Regions from separate parts of the Homo sapiens genome. Here region 1 is linked to region 2. Evidence: chromatin contacts called from ENCODE Hi-C or POLR2A ChIA-PET data. All regions are on one chromosome and are shown on one strand. The core of a region is the stretch at or near the end of the contact, and the rest is flanking DNA. Distances in the headings are between cores, read along the strand shown. Region 1 overlaps LOC105373718 (a long non-coding RNA gene). Region 2 overlaps RBMS1 (RNA binding motif single stranded interacting protein 1).

Evidence for each region. A loop is a pair of places that touch in the nucleus more often than their neighbours do. ChIA-PET counts read pairs that join two places held with the same protein, here RNA polymerase II (POLR2A). Pooled maps may share reads with other maps.
Region 1: a loop to region 2 is called in a map of IMR-90, with 1.9 times the contacts of the local background. The contact joins two enhancer-like sites. A Hi-C loop is called at or near these places in 3 of 168 maps with a recorded cell type or tissue (HepG2, IMR-90 and PC-3) and 1 of 50 pooled maps. POLR2A ChIA-PET finds 5 or more read pairs at or near these places in 3 of 52 experiments (GM10248, activated CD4-positive, alpha-beta T cell and naive thymus-derived CD8-positive, alpha-beta T cell).

What each region holds. Positions count from the first base shown.
Region 1 is chr2:160,581,079-160,586,127 of GRCh38, reverse strand. All of the region lies in intron 2 of LOC105373718 (a long non-coding RNA gene), which reads left to right. Among named protein-coding and RNA genes, the nearest start is that of RBMS1, 90 kb to the right of the region's middle. Within about 2 kb of position 3,152, at least 6 of the 41 ENCODE cell types and tissues checked have a DNase peak (open chromatin) inside an H3K27ac peak, as active enhancers do.
Region 2 is chr2:160,399,878-160,404,959 of GRCh38, reverse strand. All of the region lies in intron 1 of RBMS1 (RNA binding motif single stranded interacting protein 1), which reads left to right. Among named protein-coding and RNA genes, the nearest start is that of MIR4785, 5.5 kb to the left of the region's middle. Within about 2 kb of position 1,504, at least 8 of the 41 ENCODE cell types and tissues checked have a DNase peak (open chromatin) inside an H3K27ac peak, as active enhancers do.

The DNA.
Region 1 (5,049 bases), core at 1,903-4,402, 180 kb before region 2:
TCTCACTAGCCCCTCTCCAGTTTTACCTCGTCTCTCCTTCTTCACTCTATCTCCTTCAAGTTTATGGCCACATGAGGCAGGAAATGAAGGTCATGACCCAGGACTTCCTTCCATGGAGCTTGCAAAGAAAAGTGGTGAGAAAGGAAGAGCAGCCAGAAAAAGGAAGAGAAGTAGCAACCAGGCATCCACGCAGTGGGCCTGAGGGATCTGGGTGGGAACAATGCCTCTGCGAGGAATGGGACTAGCAACCCAAGACTGGCTCCTAGCAAGGCTGCGGTGTCCCCATGACCCTGGGTACTGTGCTTCCCTTAGTGGGAGAACAGATATAAACACTAGTGGCCAAGTTCCTCAGCTCTAGGCAGTCAGGCCCAAAAGGGGAGTGATAATAAAGGCACTGCCCCAGTAGGTCTTCTGCCCTTTGACAGTTCCACATTTTACCTACCCTGGATCCATTGTCTGCTTGTCATGTCATTTACTCTCTCCTCTCCCAATCCCTCTCCCAGCAAGTTTGATTCTAGATTCATCCATAAACCTACACATTCACATCTGTGCTTGAGTTGGACCCCTTCCTGCTATGAACTCCCTAACTAACCCCTGACCGCCCCGATCCTGCTATTCCCTTCACAAATGCCTCCCTATGCCTTGCTTCTGACCCTAGCCTGCCCTGGCCCTGGTTTTGCTGTTCCCAGCTTGGCTCTGACAATTCCTAGTGATCTCACCCCATTGCTGATCCCAGATGGGACAGTTGTGTTCAGAAAGGTCATCAGTCAATGGGGTGTTTGGAACTCAAAGAATTTCCTCATAGAAAAAAATCATGATAAATAGTGGTATGGTTCCCAGGCCAAACCACAAAGGCCTATTTAACCAACCATGGTGCTGGCATGGCTGTTCTAAGCCACAGGGTCCCCTAAGTGAGAGTGACATGGAGGGAAATAGGCAAGAGAGTAGAGGCCCCTGGCAACTTAACAATTCCCATGGAAACATGGAATGAGGGAAATTCCAGTGGGAAAAAAGGCAAGGAAGAGATTGAGCAGTATCCCATAGGTCATCCAAGGAGAGATGAAGCACTCAAGATGCAGAGCAGAGGGCACCCTGCCTGGAGAGGGTTTGCAAAGTAGAGACTATTGCAGACTGGACTGGGAGGAGTCCAGGGGCAAAGAAGCAGAGGCCAGCCCTCTGAACGTTCATAAGCAAAACAGCATTATTGCAGGCCTGCCCTTGCTGAGTACCTGCCTTCCTGCTAACTCTGTCCCTGTCTCTCTTCCTGTGAAATTCCTGATTCTTCTCTGGCCCTTTGACCATCTCATTCTGCTTATTGGACATCCCTGATAGCTGATAGATGGCTTTTTGCATAGTGAGATTGGCTTTCACTGGTTTGCTTGTTTTTTTGGTCAAGGGGCCAATTGTCTTGACTGTTTCACATCCACTCCATTCCATGTCCTTACTTTGAGAAAATGCACCATGAGTTCCTTTAAGGGAATCCCTCTCTCTCATTGGATACAGACTAGGGGGTTGTTGATCAAGGTACCATGCCCTCCTCTAACAACAGATCTACTATCCTGTCTTTCTAGCTCACCTTTCAGCCTTCCTTAATCTTCAAAGGCCTCCCTAGCCTTTTAGTGAAATGCTTTGTGCTTGAGCCCACTAGATTTGCAATCAATGATCTCTCACACACACAGGATATCAAAGCGTTCTGCTTACGGCTTGATACTTTCTAATACACTCCCTGAATGCTTGCTGATCACTTGGCCCCAGTTCACTCCTGCACAGACCCTGCAGTACCACATGTGCCCTGCTTGCCTGGCACCTCCAAATGGCTGCTGCTTGGGGCACACTGTAACCTGTGCTATTGCTCTTCCCTGTGAGGTTTGGGCTGAAATGAAAGCAAATATCCATTACAGTTGCCTTCTTAGCCCCCATCATGTCTTCCCCTTCAAAGTACACATTCCATTCCTCTAGGCCCATGTATCTCAGAGTCACGTGGGCGACATAATTAAATGCAGACTCACAGGCCCCAAGCCCAGGAATGCTGTTTCAGTAGGTCTGGTGTGGAGCCTAGGAATCTGCATCTCTACAAACACCCCAGGTGACCACACAGCCCATGGTCTGAGAAATGCTGCTGTGCAGTGAGTCCAGTCACGCCACACGCCTGTCAGCTGAGCTATTCACTGGGGCTGCCTGAGCTGTTGCCCTGACCGAACCCTTCTTTTGTGAGATCGCAAGGCTTTGGGTAAATATTCTTTTTACTTTCATGGGTAGTGACAGAGAGAGACACAAATAGAGAAATAGTAACAGGAACAACAGATAATAGTTCCAGCCCCAGGAATCAACTGGCAAATTTCAAAGTTAACAGTTTTTGCCAAGCTGATTACTGGTCAAATATTTTTTGACTGGCAAGGTGAGAGAAAATCTGCATATTGATAAAACTGTAGATATGTTGGTGGAAAGATATACACATTTACACCCATTCTCTTTATGTCATCATTTTACAGTACGAAGAATAAAAACGCATGTGCACAATGAGTTAGCCAACCTACCTGATCAAGGGGAAGCAGAAATAACTCAGAACCTCAGATCTGTAAACATCTAGTATATTAACACTGTCCCAGAAAAGGCTTTGTGTATCAGACTATGAGGAAGACCTGCATCAAAGGCAGGAGGAGGGGACGACTGCAGAGCACAAAAGGATTTTCAAGCCCTCATTTCTGTCCTGTGCAATGGAAAATAGCAGAAATGTTGGCAGCAAGACAAAACAAATGGTATTTCAGACTCTTGAAAAGTATTATATTACATGCAGTTCCTAATGATATCTAGTATTAATCTAAAACTAACACCCAAGGTCAACTCTACAGTATGTTTTATGATTACTAAATGATACAACATTCTGAATGTCTGGGAACAGACATTTTTGCATGGGAGATGGCCTAGAGAGCTAGTAAGAAGCTTGTTTTTCTTTGTTTCAACATTTTCCTCTCCAACTTCCTATCACTCCCTTCTTTAAAGAAGAAGAAGAAGGAGGAGGAAAAATAAAACTATTTGTAGTAACTGCTCTAGTTTCTGCCCTTAGAAATCTGCTCTATTTATTAACTACTCCTCCGGTGAAGAAATTCCACTGAAATTCCTTCAGGGCCTGGCTGCCTTTCAGCTTCTCTCTGCACATTCCTGCCTCTATGTATGTCACCATCTTAAATAGCTGAGCCTTCTGTGCTTTAATAAGGTCTCTCTATAATCCTTTTTTTTTTTAAGAACACAGACCTAGTTTTGCTAAATTTCTGAATACCTTGGATTATAAAGCCCCCATAATACTAATTAATTTCTGTTCTACCTTGTCTCTGTCCTCACTGGTCGGCTAATAACATAAGGACCAGAACTGACCTCATTATAATAACTTCTTACATTTCTTACAGCATAATGGAAATGATTCCTCCAGGCTGGTATTTGAATTACATCCCCCTCCCTCCTGCTACCCCCCCATCCCCAACCCCGAGGCACTATGTTAAAGATTTAGATGTGCATTCTTCACAGATTTCAATTTTCTGGGTCCCAAAATTTGGGTACTAAATTTTTTACAAGGCATATTCTTTTTCTTTGCAAAGTTCATGACATGTCCAAGCATTGCACTGTCTGCATAGAAAACTAAACATTGTTACGCATGGTTCTGAATTACCATCAGCCAGAATTTATCAAAAAAAAAAAGAAAGAAAGAAAACTGTAAACATCCTATTGTCTTTCTTATGACAGGGGCTTGCTTGAAAAGAAGCTTTCAGAAGCTCTTAGTAAGAGCATCTCACCCCTTAGGGTATAAGGAGTCAGCAAACATTTTATCTTGATTTTACCCAGATGGAGGCTTTTGAGTTCTGGTCCTATGAGAAAATCCCAGAACTCTCTCCACAAATTTAGATTAGTGACGTATTTCATAAATGCATCTTTTCCCTTCCCCTTCCCCACTCCACTCCCCTTCTTAAATTATCTCCAGACCCTTGTAGCACAAACTAGTCTTGGAGCTGGATGAGGAATAATTTCCAGTGTTCTATACCACTGTAGGATGACTGTAGTTAACATTAATATATTATATACTCTCAAATAGCTAGAAGCAGGATATTAGATGTTCCCAACACAAATAAATGGTAAACATTTGGGATGATGGATGTGGTAATTATTCTGATCTGATCACTATACATTCTGTGTGTTGAAACATCACTGTGTATCCCATGAATATCTCTAATTATTATTTTTCCATTTTTTAAACTTTTTTTAAAAAATCAGTATTGGAGCAAAGAATTGACTGGCTCTTTTTGCTGATTCCTCAGCAGGATGAAAAGTACCCCTGTCCACATATTGGGACCCCTTCGATTTTCTATTCAAGTGGCTTTCTGAGGTTTTCCGTTGAGCCCTGGTGCACACTCAAGGCAATCGTTCTCTATATGAGCTGTCTGTGTCATCCTGAATAGTAATCTTACTTGGGGCTCACCAGGGCCCTCCTCTGGCTCATTCTTGCCCTAGCTCCCGCTACCAGTGATTTTTAACTTGTTGGTTTACATGGTCATGATGTCCCACATGGCTTGGGCTATAATTTTCTTACTGACTTGTATTCCACAGCTCACATTCAACCTCAATGATACCCTTAAATCATATCACATAAACGGAAACTGAATAGTTGGAGGGAATTATTTAGACACTCCGTTGGAGGCTGTTATATTGGAGGATCTCCCTACTACATCAGGCTGTGGCAGCCAGGGATTTTGTCACATAGCATGATTTTCCATCCCCTTTGAAACACAGCCCTCTTTCCTTTGAGGAGCTCCTATGCTTGCCCCTGTGAAGCTAGAGACAGAGCTTTACCACTAAATCACAGGGGGAGGCTCACATGGGCTGGGTCAGGCCAGTCACAAGACGTCATCTCCCCACAAGCCATGTGAGTCAGAATCTTTCCCTGAGAATGATACTCAGATGCTAGATGTAGGTTTGGATACAATGGGTTGGTGCAGCTCTGGAGCTAATGATGGCCATCTTCTCTGCCACATGGAGAGGGTAGAGAGGGCCACGCTG
Region 2 (5,082 bases), core at 255-2,754:
ATCACTCCCTTCCAAGCCACCACACTACGGCTGCCTGCCTACATGTACTGCTCAATAGCAACCCATAGAGAACTTATCTGCATCATAGCCCATCACCCTTCTAATCTCAGAAGTCCAGTTTAGGGATTCCTCCCACCTTTTTGGGGAGGGAGAACTTGTGAGCTAGGAGGTGAATGATGAAGCAAATGGATGATACAGATGGTAAGTTTGTGATGTTTGGAAGCAGCATTGATATAAAAATGTGGCTGTACTGAATGATTGTACAACTCTTAAAGCTTTCTACATTTTACATATACAGTCATCTCTCAGCATCCGAGGAAGATTGGTTCCAGGATGGCTCAAGGTCCTGATATAAAATTGCGTAGTATTTGTATATAACCTATGTACATCTTCTCGTATTCTTTAATCTCTAGATTACTTATAATACCTGATACTATGTAGATGCTATGTAAATAATTGTTATACTGTATTATTTTCAAATTGTTTTATTGCTATTTTTATTGCTTTTCCCTGAAATATTTTTAATCCACAGTAGGCGGATGCAGAACCTCTTTATACGGAGGGTCGACTGTGTAGGAGTGAGCTAGTTTCAGTTAAAGCAGCGGTGGTTGGTACTCATCTCTCACCTGCCCCCACGTAGTGTAGCTAGGGCATCAGGGAGTACTGATCTCTGGCATCATCTGGGATCAACAGGATTTTCCTGCCTCACAGGCCTGTGAGCACATTAGAAATACACCTGCTCAGCTCAAGTCAAAGTGAGAAGCTTTTGAATGGAGTGATAACCGAGTAGGCAGTATCTAAATAAAGATGATTGGTTCAAGTCTCAGTGGACAAATGTGTACGTTCTATTACTGTTGACTGTGACTTTGAAGTATATGGTGTTCATTAAGCAAATCCAATCTGATCGTATGAAAAGAGCACCCCAAAAACCAAAATGAAACCATTTATCAGGACTTTTGTAGCTATGAAAATATTTTAGTGTGTTTTGAAACAAAAAAAGTGATTTATACTCAAAGGCTTTTAGATATAGAAAATTGGTATTTTCATTTTTCCTTTGTGTTGTTTCTTGAATTCTTTTATTAGCTACTCCTCTTCCTGTTTCCTTCCATTTTGGAACTGCTTTCTTGAGGTAGCTAAGTTACAAACCAACCATACTTTGGTTTCTGCACATCGTGGCATGTAGGAAGGCCTTTTTTGCTAAGCAGTATGTTGTCCTAGTGGTTTCCAGTAGGGTTTTGGAGGTAGGGGAGTGAATGCAAAATTTTTCTGCATGTGTGTATGTGTGTGTTTATATCTGTGTGTGTTTAATGGTCTTGCCCTCCAATAGTTGTACTTGTTAAATGTTGCTAACTTTTGATGAGGGAAGTACTTATCTTCCCAGTTTAAGTAGATTTACATAGTTTACTGCCTTCTTCAAGATTAACTGGGTGTAGCTGCACGTGAGGAATTCAACAGTGATTCAGTGTTTGGCCTTGTTTAGAGGATGACATACAAAGCTGTTGATTAATCCTCTTCAGGCAGTTTCTGTTCACAGCAATTTGTGTTTAGTAGATTGGGTTTTGTTAAAGTTTGAAGATTAAACTTGTGCATAGAAGATATTTAAATGAACACTGCCTGAAACAGTCCCAATTTGTTGTTGTTTTAAAGAAAGTAAACGTCTTCAAGCTACAGAGATTGGAGGTTTAGTGGAGAGTAGCAGAAAGGTAAATTGGTATGTATAAGTAAGGTATTGGCCCATTTTTATGTTATGTTATCTCTGTGTATTTGTGGTCAGGTAGGATCTATGAGTCATGATGATGATATTTTAAAATCTACCCATACATAGCCATTTGAAAACTGTACAATTCATCGTGATTGTCCACTTTTTCTACTAGGGACCGTTTTGGCATCTCATTACATGTTCCATAGTTCACTTCAGGTTTTGAACATACTTCTAGTTTTTTACTTTTCCTTATTTTTAGAGATTACTGTCAACTGGGCTCACCATATATTAGTACTTTTATTTTTGAGACCTTTCTTAGGAGGGTAAGAGTCTATCTGATCCAGGTTTCTGAGAATATATTTATAAAGTACTCACCCAATAAATAAATATTTTAAGGATGTATAAACCTCAGTCATATTTAATCTTCATAGCATCCATATAGAGAAGGTCTGGAGTTTTGAGGCAGTGACATCTTAAGTGGCCTACATGGTGAAAGCTAGGTCCCTGGAGTCAAGGGCTGTGTCTGCTACTAGGAAAAAGAAAGCCCGTCAAGAACAGCTGTGGCCTCACTACACTTCCCTTTACTTGGCCTCCCAAAGACATGTGGCCCACAGTGTCCAGATTTCAGATGTGGGAATTGTAGCTCTTGAATGTATTAGTGTTTTTTTGTTTGTTTTATAAAGGCTTTCACAGATGACATACTAGACACTGAGTTAAATTTGAATTTCAGATAAACAGTGAATAATTTTTTAGTATAAGTATGTCCCAGATTTTCATCACACTGCATTTTTGAATTTGCTAAATCTAGCAGCCCTCTCTCAGGGAAATCCAATTCGCTTTTTAAAACTCATTATAAAAAAAATCATGATAATAAGACATACTATTACTTTTTCCACTGAAAAGTTTGCCCCTTAGCATATTCCTTAGGCCCTGATAACGCACGTTTCACATTTTACCTCCTTGAACCATTTGGTCCATGCTTCCGCCTGCACTCTACCTAATTGAAAGACTATGGCTTAAGTTGTGGCTCTACCATTTGCATGCTTTTTCACTTAACCTCCCTAAGTCTGAGTTTCTGCTAAGTAAAGATAATAGTGCCCACTTCACAGGGTAGTTGTTAATCCTTCTAAGGTGCTATTATTAATGTCCCCACAGAGCAAGCAACAGCGGGTGGTCCTAGGAGACTTCTGTGTGGTCTAGGGAGACCTTGACACAGTCGCCTAAGAATGGACCGTGTTTACAGCCTCTAAGAATGGACTGTGTTTAGAATGAGGGGCAGCCTGAAAAAGGGTAAGGACCTGAGGTTGAAAATGAAATTCTCAACCACATTTTTTTAAAAAAAGAAAGTACCAAGAAGTAGAAAAGTGGATCCCACCATATTTTTAAACAGTTGGTCATGGTTTATGCCCTCGATAGCAGAATTTGCTTCCTCTCTGGGGAAGACTTTCAATCCTTTCTTCTTTATTTCATGCAAATATATTAGGAAGGTAAAAAGAGCATTGATCATTCTTATCAGTGAAAAATGCTACTTTTTAATTTGCTGGAAAACAGGTTTGATTATTAGTATATGCACAATTATTTCCTGAATTCTTTCCTTTGTCTTGTTTGTGTATTTGATTTTCAAAGATATCGTCTTTGCATTACTCAGAAAAATAAACATTTTTTTTGTCCTTGGACATCTGTAGGTGTTTAGTGGGTGTTTGTTTTTAAACTCGCATCTGTACAGAATGCTTTGCTTAACACATTCTAAAATCTTGGTGTAAACTTTAAAATAGTATAGAACACACTGTGAGGAAAGGAAGAAAGCATTTCCTGGAATTAGGATAAGGTGAAAGAATTAAATGGAGCAAATGAAATCCTGGACTAAAATAAAAAATCAATATAACTGTTGGGACTTAACACTTAATATAACGACAGCAGCAGCAAGAAACTTGGTGTTACACAGAACAGTACCCTAATACATAGAAATCTATGTTGGCTCCACTTTATTCATTTAAACATATGGAATTTCATAACAGTGTAATGTAAACTAGAGAAGATTATCTTTTGTTTGTCAATTGTATATGCAATACAATCTCAAAAATGTATTTTTAAAAACTGGAAGGAAATATGCCAAAATATTAACAAATGGCTTCCTCTGCTATAGAATCACAAATGACTGTTTTTTATGATCCTTTACATTTTTTTCAACCATCCAGTCTCTCTTGTCCCCCACAATGAGCATGCAGTCCTTTGGCTATCAAGAAAAAGACAGTGAAAAAACAAAACAAAACGAAACCTAGAAAATTGTATTTTTTAAATGTCTCAAAATTGTGGTGAAATTGCAAAGAATTCATTTTGAGAATTTCAATCACGCATGAAGGTACTGCTTGTTTCTAATGCCTGAGTTTTGAGGGGTGGTCCTTTCCTATTCTTTATGTATTATTTTTGTTTCCTGCAAACTCCTGTCCTACCTTTTTAGAAATCACTTGTTTCTGACAGATACTTTTTAACTTAATAACTTAAAATTTTCCTATTTTTTATACATATTTTAAATATGCCTTCTGTACTTTTTGAAACATTTTTAAGGCACAAATTTATGTACATGAGTTAGTGAGGGGGAAACGTAGCTATATATATGAAATTTCATATTCTAGATTACTTTTCAGGAGAGTAGCTGTTCTAAATATTCTAAATATAGAGGCATTATCACAATCACCTGTTTTCATTTGACTTACAGCTGTTTTGTGGACAGATAAATTTTCTCCACATTTAATTTCTGTATTAAATGTGACAAGCCAAGACTGTCCTACCTATGTTGGAATCCTTTGGGTTTATTTTATTATGAATACATATGATTGTCTTCATTGCAAACTTGCTTTTTGGCTCTTAGCTTCTTTTTTTTTTTTCCTCATATATATGTTTGTATTTTTCATTTTGTTTCTTTCGTTTTTTAAATTTAATTTAATTTAATTTCCAGTTCCGAGATACATGTGCAAGCTTTTCCCTTTTTGAAAGGGCCGTGCAGTGGGAGGTGTGGCTTCTTTAGAGGTTTCTTTAATGTATAATGGAAGAGTAAGGATTTCTGTAAGAAGTACAAGGTACAGATAATGTCAGCATTGTAGAAGCAGCTGTTAGTGTATAACCCAGGGGAGTTTTCAGTGTGTCTGGGGAGTTTTAGGTGTGCACTGCAGAGGCTGCAAAGCTCCAGAGCAAGATGGGGAGGAGCAGGGAGTGCTGAAGAGAGGGAAGGGGAAGTAGGGGCTAAGAGAGAAGAAAGCACTCTTACCTTGTTTGTTTCTTACTTTGCTAGTTGATGTATCACTTTGCAAAATTGGTTCCAGTCTCATTGTTTTGGTGCTGTGTAGGTTGGGAGCAAATATGTAGCCTCATTGTTTTGA